Linked DNA regions of Homo sapiens: region 1 is linked to region 2. Evidence: read pairs that join two places in POLR2A ChIA-PET (ENCODE). Cell type or tissue: PC-9. All regions are shown on one strand. Links, peaks and the distances in the headings refer to the core of each region. The heading gives the core; the rest is flanking DNA. Region 1 has its middle 48 kb from the start of HSD52. Region 2 overlaps JUN-DT (JUN divergent transcript).

Region 1 (5,387 bases), core at 117-5,116, 350 kb before region 2:
ATAGATTATTTCAATTTATCTCTGCAGTAGCCCTCTATGATAGATACTATTATCACTGTTTTGCAGATAAGGAAACTAAAGCTTCATGAGGTGAAATCAATTGCCCAAAGATCTATAATTCTTAAGTGGTGAAGCCAGGATTCATGCCTCTAATATTAAGTCCCTTTCTGGAATCAATGTACTTTCTACCTCATCATACTACCTCTTTATACCAGGATGAATCAGGGATGTCTAGTTTGGTGAAGAGAAGCATCCAGGGAGCAAGTGAAAAGTGTCTTCATGTATTGTAGGGCTATTATGATCATAGGAGTCAACCAGTTTGATGTTCCAACTGCAGAATATAGAACCAGTGGGTGGAAACACAGGGAGACAGATTGTGGCTTGACAGAGAGAATAAGTCAGTAATAGTCTAAATTGCCCAGAACTGTCTTACCTTATGAGGTAGTAAGGTCTCTGTCACTGGGGATGTGAGCACAAGCTGGGTGAGAATCTGTCAAAATGTCATAGAAGAAGGATTGGTACCTTCCCTCTGATGATGCTTTAACTGAGTGGAAGTAAGTACGCAATCATCTCTCTTGGGTGGCTTTTTTTTTTTTTTTTTTTTTTGATGGAGTCTTGCTCTGTCACCCAGGCTGGACTGCACTGGCATGATCTCAGCTCACTGCAACCTCTGCCTTCAGGATTCAAGAGGTTCTCCTGCCTCAGCCTCTCGAGTAGCTGGGCTTACAGGCACCCGCCACCACATTCAGCTAATTTTTGTGTTATTAGTAGAGACAGTTTTGCCATCTTGGCCAGGCTGGTTTCAAACTCCTAACCTTAAGTGATCCTCCTGCCTTGACCTCCCAAAGTGCTGGGATTACAGGCATGAGCCACTGTGCCCAGCCTGACTTTTGATGTTTGTTAAGAAACCGGAGATATTTCACTTGCACGGAAAGAAGACTGAAGTGAGCTCTCTGGTTTAGGGAAGAGATAATCCACCTTACCATGGCCCCAGTGAGCTACATTAGGACCTTCCCTGGTCCTGTTAGCTGGAAGGGATTTTGCTTTCCTCTGCACACCCATATGATGTCATACTGATACCTCTCTTAACACTGAGCCCTGTCCCCACTCTAGGTAAGCTGTTTATAAATGGCTAGATTTCTTCTGCTAGGGAAGCAGCAAGACATGTATACATAGAGGCTAATAGACCCGAGGGATCATCCACAATACTGTTAACCTTTCTGGGTCTCAGTTTCCTTATCTATTTAAAAACTTCCTTATTGAGATTTGAAGCATTCAAGGAGCCTGGAATATGGCGTACCACATCCCCACCCCTCTCCAACCCTCTACAAATCGTAACATGTCTTTGGGGAGGGTGCATTTCTGATTAATCAAGATATCCTTTCTACTGCTCCCCACTAACCTCTAATCCCTGCCTTCCCATCAAAATGTAGATTTTCAGTATGTGGCACATGATTGGCTCTTATATTAGTCAAAAAATGAAAGGGAAAGAAAGAAGTGAAAAAAAGAAAGAGAAAAAGGAAGGAAGAAATGAAGGAAGGAAAGAAGGAAGAGAGGGAGGAAGGGAGAGAAGAAAGAAAGGGAGAAAGCAATTTAACACATGAATGCTCCATCCTACTTGCTACTGACAATCAGATAAGCACTCCATCTGGGTGGACATTTTTCTTGGACACACCATGGTTCGTGTGTGTGTGTGTGTGTGTGTGTGTGTGTATGTGTGCTTATGCACTTGGATGGAATTGTCCACAACATGCTATAGTATGAAGATATCTATGGGAGAAGAGAGTCAACAGGAAAGAATGACTTGAACTAATCTCTCTACAGGCAACTAATTGCAGTTCTGTGGCTATTTGGGGTCATTGTTCACTGTGGGATGAATGTGGCCTCCAGATGAATGTGAAACAAGCCTCATACTTGCTGATCTCCATCTTGAACCACTTTGATAGGAGCAGAATGTTTCAGGTGCAGATTCTAGAAGACTTAAAAGCAGGTCTGTTTTTAAATACACCACATATTGAACTTTCCCCACTATGGGAGGCAGGCCAAGTAGTGGGTTTTGAAGGTTTTAAAGGCTCACTGGCCCTTCAAAAAATGGCTGTTGTGGACATATGGTTTTAGAAGCTTTTAAAAAAGCCTTGTGGGCTTATTTTTAGAACAAACCTTAACCTTGTAAAGTTTCTTAAAGGAGTCACAGAGGACCCAATCACTTGCGCCCCCTCAGAGCACCAGGCAGCTGTTCCCAGAGGCTTCCAAAACAGCCTTTCCTTGTGCTTGATGTGACCCTATCTTAGCTCAGCCTAAGATATGCTACCTCATGAGAGGGTGTGTCTTTGGAGCGGGAAGAGCTGGGCCACAGGTGAGTCAGCCAAGGAGGCAGAGTTTGCTGGCCAGTGAGTGGAGACTAGAGGATCACAGACTAACAGAATTTCAAATACTCTTCTGAAGTAAAGGAACCTCAAAAGTCATCCAGTCAACCCTGATTGGATGCTAAAATCTCCCCTGAAACACACTTGTAAAGAGATGGGACCATTTGTGTTTGCACACCTCCAGCTATGAGAAGAACGCTGTCTAGGCATTCATTCATTCAACACATTTTTAGTTGATTGAATATACATTATGTGCTCAGCAGTATTCAAAATCCTGAGGATATAACAGTGAGTAAAAAATAGATGCAGTCTCAATACAGACTAAAAACTAGTAGGAAAAACAAATGGGTCAAATGATCACACCTATACCTAACTGTAAATGAAAAAAATATTATTAGAACAATCCAAAGATTTATGAAAGCCTCTGACAGGATCTGAAGGATGTGTGAATGTTAACAAGGCAAAAGGAAGTCAAGAGAGGACACAGAGGGCCAAGCAAACATCTCTGCAGAGGCCTTCAGGCAGGGAAAAGCGTGGCATTTTAGGATAAATAAAAGTAGTCCAAGTGTTGATAGAAAGTGAGGAAAGACCTTGTTTGAGACTAAGAGCATGCAAGGGGCAGAGCATGCATGACCTTGTTGGCCATGCTGAGGATTTTGATCTTTAACCTGACACATATTGGAAGCCTCTGACTCCTTCAAAGCGGAGGACAGGTAACTCATTACAGAGCTGCCAGTTCATTCTCATGTTGCGAAGTGTGGTGGTCTTAAATCAAGACCATAATTCTCCTCCTTTTAAAAGGCAAAACCTAGTTTCCCTCCCATGAATGTGGGTCAGACTTAGAGATTTATTTCTAATTAATAAAATGTGGTGGAAGTGATGCTATGTGACTTCTGAGGTTAGGTCATAAAAAGGATAGCTTCCACCTGGCACTGTTTCTCTTCAGTTGCTTGCTCTGGGGGAAGTCAGCCTCCATGCTGTGAGGAAACAAGTAAACTATGGAGAAGCCTACATGGAGAGGAACCAAGGCCTCCTTCCTACAACCAGCACCAAACTGCCAGCCATATCAATTGGAAGCAGATCCTCCAGCCCCAGTCAAGCCTTCAGATGACTGTAGACCTGACTGATATCTCAGCTGTCGCCTCATGACAAACCCCAAGCCAGAACCACCTGGCTAAGCTGCTCTTGAATTTCTGACTCACAGCAGCTGTGAGATAATAAATGTTTATGGTTGTTTTGAATTATTGACATTAGATAACTTGGTAAGCAGCTAAGGTACCTAACAAGGAATCGCAAGGTATGAGGGTAGGAAAGCTGGCACTTTGAGGTTGTAAAGACTTGTATTTGAAATCCAACTCTTCCATTGACTGGTTGTTAGACTGAAGCCATGTTCCTTTACCTCTTAGAGCTCCCATTTTTCATTTATAACATGACATCATGCCCACAGAACCTCCAAGATACAATAGTATATAGTAATTCTCAGTGTCTTTGTCTCCCTCTACTTTATATCAGTGGAGACATGCCATTTTCAAGGCTGAGAATAAAAGAAAAAACAGATTGTATTGACAACAGGTACTGCAGAGTTGGGTGTATTCATTGCCCTAGAAAGAGTCAGCCAGAGAGCTGTTAATCTGAGGTTGCCTGAGGCCATGTTTCATGGTAAGTACTACAGATTTTCAAGCCTATTCCTCACTTGGGTTAATTGGCTTTAAGAGTCCATCTCCTGCTGTGTAAACATAATTGCCTTTTATTTATTTGAAATTTACCTCTTCATAATTTCATGTCTTATTTTCTTCATTTGCAATGCAACAAGGAAATAGCTTTATGATGAGTATTCTTATGAAAGTGATTATTTAATTATCTCTTATTATGGGCCATATATATCATGAAGACATCTTAGTTTATTCTCAAAGCACCATCCCGGAATATCTATTATTTGTGACATTTTACTGATTAGAAAATAGATATAAATGCCAAGAATATTACTTTGCCACTTAGTATTATGTGACCTTGGCTTTTAGGTCCCTTTTACATCTTATTATTTTTACTATTTTTATTTTTTTGAGTTGGAGTCTCGCTATGTTGCCCAGGCTGGAGTGCAGTGGCACAATCTGGGCTCATTGCAACCTCCGCCTCCCAGGTTCAAGCAATTCTCCTGCCTCAGCCTCCTGAGTAGCTGATAATACAAGCATGCGCCACTATGCCCAGTTAATTTTTTTTTACATCCTATTATTAAACCTCCTTTACATTTTAGTTTCCTCAACTGCATAATGGAAGATAAGAATAAAACCTGTGCAAAATGAACTTGATGTGAATATTAAAGAAGTCAACATGAATGAAATACTTAAAACAGTGTCTGGTATATTCTGATAAATTACTGGTTAGTTTCTATCATTATTTTTCTAATCAGCATTTAAAAAGTTTAGAGCAAAATTTCTCTCTTGGCCATTTTGTTCCATCCATGGTATCTCTTTCCTGCAATAATATTCCATTTTACAGCATTTCCCACATCCATTTGATGCTTTCAACAATCCTGTAACTCAGCATCACTATTGTAATTTTTCAGGTGAACAAACTAATGCTCAGAAAGGTGAACGTGAATTGCGCCAAGTTCCTTTGGTTGCAAGCAACAGAAACCAACTAATGCTAGTATAAACTAAATAGAGAAATTCATCATAAGATATAAGTGTGACTTATCAAAATGAAGTTCATGAATGAGTTACAGGGAAGAGCCCTGAAAATGACAACAACTGCAACAAAGAAAGCCATAGGGAACCCAAGCAATGTGGCCTCTCTTCTTTCTCCCCTTTTCTCTACTTAGCTTTAGTTATTTTTCTCTGCAGATTGGCTTTCTCAGCTACTCAGTACATATAGTTGGAGAAATGGCAGGCTCCCAAATTCATATGTTATTATGCCAACCACAGGGTAGATTGAACTTGTACCTCTCTTTTTGGATTCTGCATTGCCACAGATGGAACTCTGGTTTGACTAGCCTGGGTCAAGAGCCTTCCCCTAATCCAA
Region 2 (5,319 bases), core at 1-5,000:
CAGTAATCACTCCATATGATGAACTCAGTTGTCATTGTCATTGCTATCAGATTTCAAGAAACACCTTCCCAGACTCAAACATAAATAAATCATCAATGGTAACAATTGGAAGCATGTTCAGAGTGAGTTTCTGTGATGGGGAAGAAAGAGAGCCCACACTTATTGGATGTGTATGAGACACTGGGCTACATGGTACAGATGTCATTCTATGGGATTTGGCTCACCATGATGTAAGATGAGTGTGTTACAAAGGAGGAACCAAGGCTCAGAGGGGTCCCAAAGTCACAAAACTAGCAAGTAGAAGAACCAAGATTCCAATACAGCCCTTCTGGACCCCACAACAAAATTTCGATGAATTATACCATGGGGATGCCAGGAGAAAATTAAATTACAGAGGGTAATTTTTCTCTTTTTTTTTTTGAGATGGAGTTTTACTCTTGTTGCCCAGGCTGGAGTGCAATGGCGTGTTCTTGGCTCTCCACGACCTCCGCCTCCCAGGTTCAAGCGATTCTCCTGCCTCAGCCTCCTGAGTAGCTGGGATTACAGGCATGCGCCACCATACCCAGCTAATTTTGTATTTTTAGTAGAAACGGGGTTTCTTCATATTGGCCAGGCTGGTCTCGAACTCCTAACCTCAGGTGATCTGCCCACCTCAGCCTCCCAAAGTGCTGAGATTACAGGCGTGAGCCACCAGGCCCGGCTCAGAGGGTAATTCTTAAACAACAGCATGAAAGTCCTTAGTCTAGGGTTGTAGATGCTTGGTGACATGGAGCATTCTTCTCCTCTTCTGATATTGGCAACACTGAGAAAAACTTCTGAGCCCTCTTTGGAGAGAAAGGAGTCATAGAGTTCTCCCTCTCCTGGTGGGCTTCAGCTTCTCTTGTTATCCTTGGAATCCATACCCATATTTATGATAGCCACAGATTTAAACAGTTCTGAGGAGCCTTGGTTGAAAATCACGTTTCTCATCTTGGCAGTGGCAAAGAAGTAATTTTTGCTTCCCAATTCACTTTAATTGATCTTTTAACTAATGTATTCAACCCAAGACTTGAGAAGGTAGCAAAGAATGACTGACACTCGTTCACACGTGTGCTCATTCACTCCACAAACACACACCGAGCCTTCTGTGTCCCAGGTTCCGTGTCGGGTGTTAGGGACACAAAGTCGCTAGCATAAAGAGCTCTCCATCTACCAGGGGGTGCAGACAAATATATAAAAGGTGGCAGTTGCCACTTTAATGGAGGCAGCCACAGGTCCCTGAGCTCACAGGTGTCGATCTTCCCTAGAGGAGTAGTGAAAGGGCCCTGGGAGGAGGTGGTGTCTTACAAGACCACTAGGGTTTGCTGAGCAGAGAAGAAAAGGAGGAACTGCATCCTCAACAGAGGAAACAGCATGGGGAAGGGCCTGATGGCATAAGGAGGCAGCAGTCAGATGAAGAAGGACCTCGAAAATGCCCTGCTCAGAAGCTGGGATTTTATCCTTGGAGCTACTGACGAACCTTAAGCAGGGGAATGGCATGATCATATTCTGCAAGTTTCACTTGTGCCATTTCCTGGTTTGACCCCTTGACATGTTTTATCAGTAATATTCATGAAGGTATCTGCCATCCCAGAGCTTTCATCTATACCAAGAAATTAGATGACAATAATTATTAAAATAATAAAAATCTCATATTAGAGTTATATTGAAATTTCTTTCTTACTTAACAATGAAGTTCTAGAAGACAGACAAGATTTTTTTACTAATGCTTTCCCAGCGTCAACCACACATAATGCCAATATACAGCAGCTTTTCCTTAATAAACATGTGGTAAGTGAATGAATGAATGAACAAATGAAAGTTTGTTCCCACTGCTCAGTTTGCCAAGTACTTTCATACTCAATTAAATCTCTCAAAACTTCTGTGAGGTAGATAATTCCCCTCCTTGCCCTGCCCCATTTTGCACATAAAAAACCTTGGGTCAGAAAAGAAAGACATCTCATAGTGATACAGGGACAATATAAAACAACATGTATGGCAGGCACCATGAGAAAGCACTCACTGCTAACTGGAGTGGCCAGGGAAGGCAGCCTTGAACCTAGCCTTGAAGACCTAGTGTGTGCTCTTGGCCCCACTGGCCCCCACTCAACATCCCTCAATGCTGGAATTTTACCTTATTAATAGTCAGCCCTCAATATCTATGGATTCCACATCCTCAGATTTCACCAACCACAGATCAAAAATATTTAAAACAATAATAATAATAATAAATAACAACAATAAAAATAATACTTTTTTAAAAAATGCAGTATAACAACTATTTACACAGCATTTACATTGTATTAGGTAATCTAGAGATGCTTTAAAGTATACAGGAGGATGTGTGTAGGTTATATGCAAATACTACACCATTTTATATCAGATTAATATCAGGGACTTGACCATCCTCAGATTTGGGTATCTGCAGTGATCTTGGAACCAATCCCCCATGGATACCGAGGGACAATTGTGATTGGTATTGTTTATCGAGTATTTACTATGTCAGGCATTGTGCTGACAGGTTCACATGCATTATCTCATAGTTTCACATGAAAATTAGAATAGTAAATACAGCCACCAGGTCTATTTAATGAATAAGGAATCTGAGATTTGAGATATTACATAATTCGACCATTCTTCTGCAATAAGCAAGCAAGGAGCTGGATTGAAACTCAGGTCTGTTTGACTCCAAAATATTTTTTCTCACAAATGCAGGGCCAAGAGTGATAACCTGCATTTCAAAGCATCATCTATGGGCACAGAAATATGGAAAAATGAGTATAAACACCTTTTCTACCACCATTCCTTTCCCACTCCACAGGGGTGGCATACAATACACCAAGAGCTGGGAGAAGGAAGGACAGTCTGCATTCACCACATAAGCATTAAATAATGAATAGGGCAATGGATTGGAAGTCAAGCTATCTTTGAAATAATGTCAATATATTACTTTTAAGGTGTGGACCTTGGTAAGCCAATTAACTCCTCCGCTATATAAGAAAGGGACCAGAATTGATACATTCTAAAATCATTTTAAACCTGAGTCTCCATGACTCATCTAGATTTTTTTTTTTAGTTTAGTTGAGGCATTTCTAGAATATCTTGCTTACATATTATGTCACAAGACTTGCCTAGCCCATATCTTAGCAGTGTCATATTCCTTTCCCAGGAAATCTTAAGAGGTTTCTAATTGATGACCAATGCTATATTAAAAATCAAAGAGGAGAGTGATTGTTTTTCCACTCTGGCCACAAGAAAAAAAAATCATAATCATCATCAAAATACTGCTCTTTTGTTAAAAAGGGTTAAAAATCTGACTTAAGGCCAGGCGCAGTGGCTCATGCCTATAATCCCAGCACTTTGGGAGGCCGAGGCAGGGGGATCACCTGAGGTCAGGAGTTTGAGACCAGCCTGGCCAACATGGTGAAACTAAAACAAAACAAAAATAAACAAACAATCAAAAAACTAAAAAAAAAAAAAAATACAACATGGTGAAACTAAAAAAAATACAAAAATTAGCCAGCCATGGTGGTGTGCACCTGTATTCCCAGCTACTCTGGAGGCTGAGGCAGGAGAATTGCTTGAACCCGGGAGGCAGAGGTTGCAGTGAGCCAAGATCACACTGCTGCACTCCAGCCTGGGCGACAGAGTGAGAGTCCATCTAGAAAAAAAAAAAAGAAAAAGAAACCTGACTTGAGCACAACGCACAACCTTTTTATCCAGCTACCTATGTGCCCTCTGGCCACAGGGACATTATATTTCTCCCATGGCGGAGTCAGCACCATGGCATAGCAGTTAAAGGGAACCCTCCCTAGGACTCAGATTCCCTCTGTAAAATGGGTATTTTCAAAATGTTTGCTCTGCCTACTTCACAATGCTGTTTTGTGGATAAAAAGAGCTAATGGATGAAGAAGGCACTGGACAAATACAAAGGGGATGAAGATGATTAAGATGATTCTATATGTTAGGGTTCTTGAAAGAAACAGAACCAATAGAATGTGTATACATGTACAGAGTGAGACAGAGATTTATCATAAGGAATTGGCTCACACAATTATGGAGGCAGGATAGTCTCAAGATAAGCAAGATGAGTCCACAAGCTGAAGACCCAAAAGAGCCATGGTTTAGTTTCAGTTTAAGCCCAAAGGCCTGAAAACCAGGAGAGCTGATAGTATAGCTACAGAGCAACGGCCTTCAGGCTTGAGAACCAGAAAGAGCCATTCTTCCTATTTGAATCCAAAGGCAAGGAAAAAGCCAATGTCCCAGTTCAAAGACCATTAGGCAAGAAGAATTCTCTGTTATGCAGGGGAGGGTCAGGGTTTTTGTTCTACTCAGGCCTTCAACTGATTGGATGAGGCTCACCCACATTTGGGAGGACGATCTGCTTTACTCAGTCTGCCAATTTAATTTCATGCAAAAACCCCTCACAGAAACACTCAGAATGTCTGACCAAATACTTAGGTACCCCACAGCTCAGTCAAGTTGACACATAAAATTAACCATCACAATGATGAAAATGTAAGCCCAATGAGGAACCAAAATTTATCTATTTTGTTCCCTACAGCATTCTCAGGGCCTAGGAAAAAATCTAGTACAGAGAAAGAGCTCAAAATATATTGAATAAATGAATGAATGAGTGAATGAATGAAGGAAGGAAGAGGAGGAAATTTGGAAGCCAGTGGAGAAAAAAAAAATCCTAATAAACAACTATTTGCCAGTGACATTTTCATGTATTTAATCAACAACTTAACTCCTAAGTAATTGAATCCTTCCATCCTTACTTCTTTATGAGTTTGGCATTATTATTTTCATTTTTCCAGGTAAAGAATCTGAGGTTCGGAGAAATTAAGTATTCAACAGCTGTATTATCTTTATTCTGCAGCTTTGTGGGTTTACTCTCCTGTCTCACTGCTCATCACAATGTGCAATCATGTAACTGCTTGTTTATCTAACTTTATTATTGCCTCCTGCTGTGGGTTGAATGGGGTCCCCCCAAAAATAATGTCCCCCTGGAACCAGTGGATGTAATCCTACTTCGAAAAGGGTCTCTGTAGACATGGTTAATGATCTCAAAGTGAGATCATCCTGGATCAGAGTAGGCCCTAACTCTAATGATAAATATCCTTATCAGAATAGACAAGGGGAGAGATCCACAGAGAAGGCAGTATGAAGACAGAGATAGACATTGGAGGGATACATCTACAAGTCAAGGAATGCCACCAGAGCTGGGAGAAAAGCATGGAACAGATCCTCCCTCAGAGCCTTCTCAAGGAACCAACCCTGCCAATACCTTAATCTTGG

Evidence for each region. ChIA-PET counts read pairs that join two places held together with the same protein. Peaks named below come from ENCODE experiments on the same cell type or tissue, not always from the same donor. Only the 100,000 strongest peaks of a DNase experiment are listed, where the experiment ranks them.
Region 1: POLR2A ChIA-PET joins it to region 2 with 6 read pairs; 2 of 35 experiments call an interaction of 5 or more read pairs at or near these places.

What each region holds. Positions count from the first base shown.
Region 1 is chr1:59,191,772-59,197,158 of GRCh38, reverse strand. No RefSeq gene overlaps it. Among named protein-coding and RNA genes, the nearest start is that of HSD52, 48 kb to the right of the region's middle. In PC-9, for the core only: no CTCF peak of the experiment used is centred there; no DNase peak of the experiment used is centred there.
Region 2 is chr1:58,842,184-58,847,502 of GRCh38, reverse strand. All of the region lies in intron 1 of JUN-DT (JUN divergent transcript), which reads right to left. Among named protein-coding and RNA genes, the nearest start is that of LINC02777, 59 kb to the left of the region's middle. In PC-9, for the core only: no CTCF peak of the experiment used is centred there; a DNase peak (open chromatin) is centred at 3,102; H3K27ac peaks cover 2,062 bases.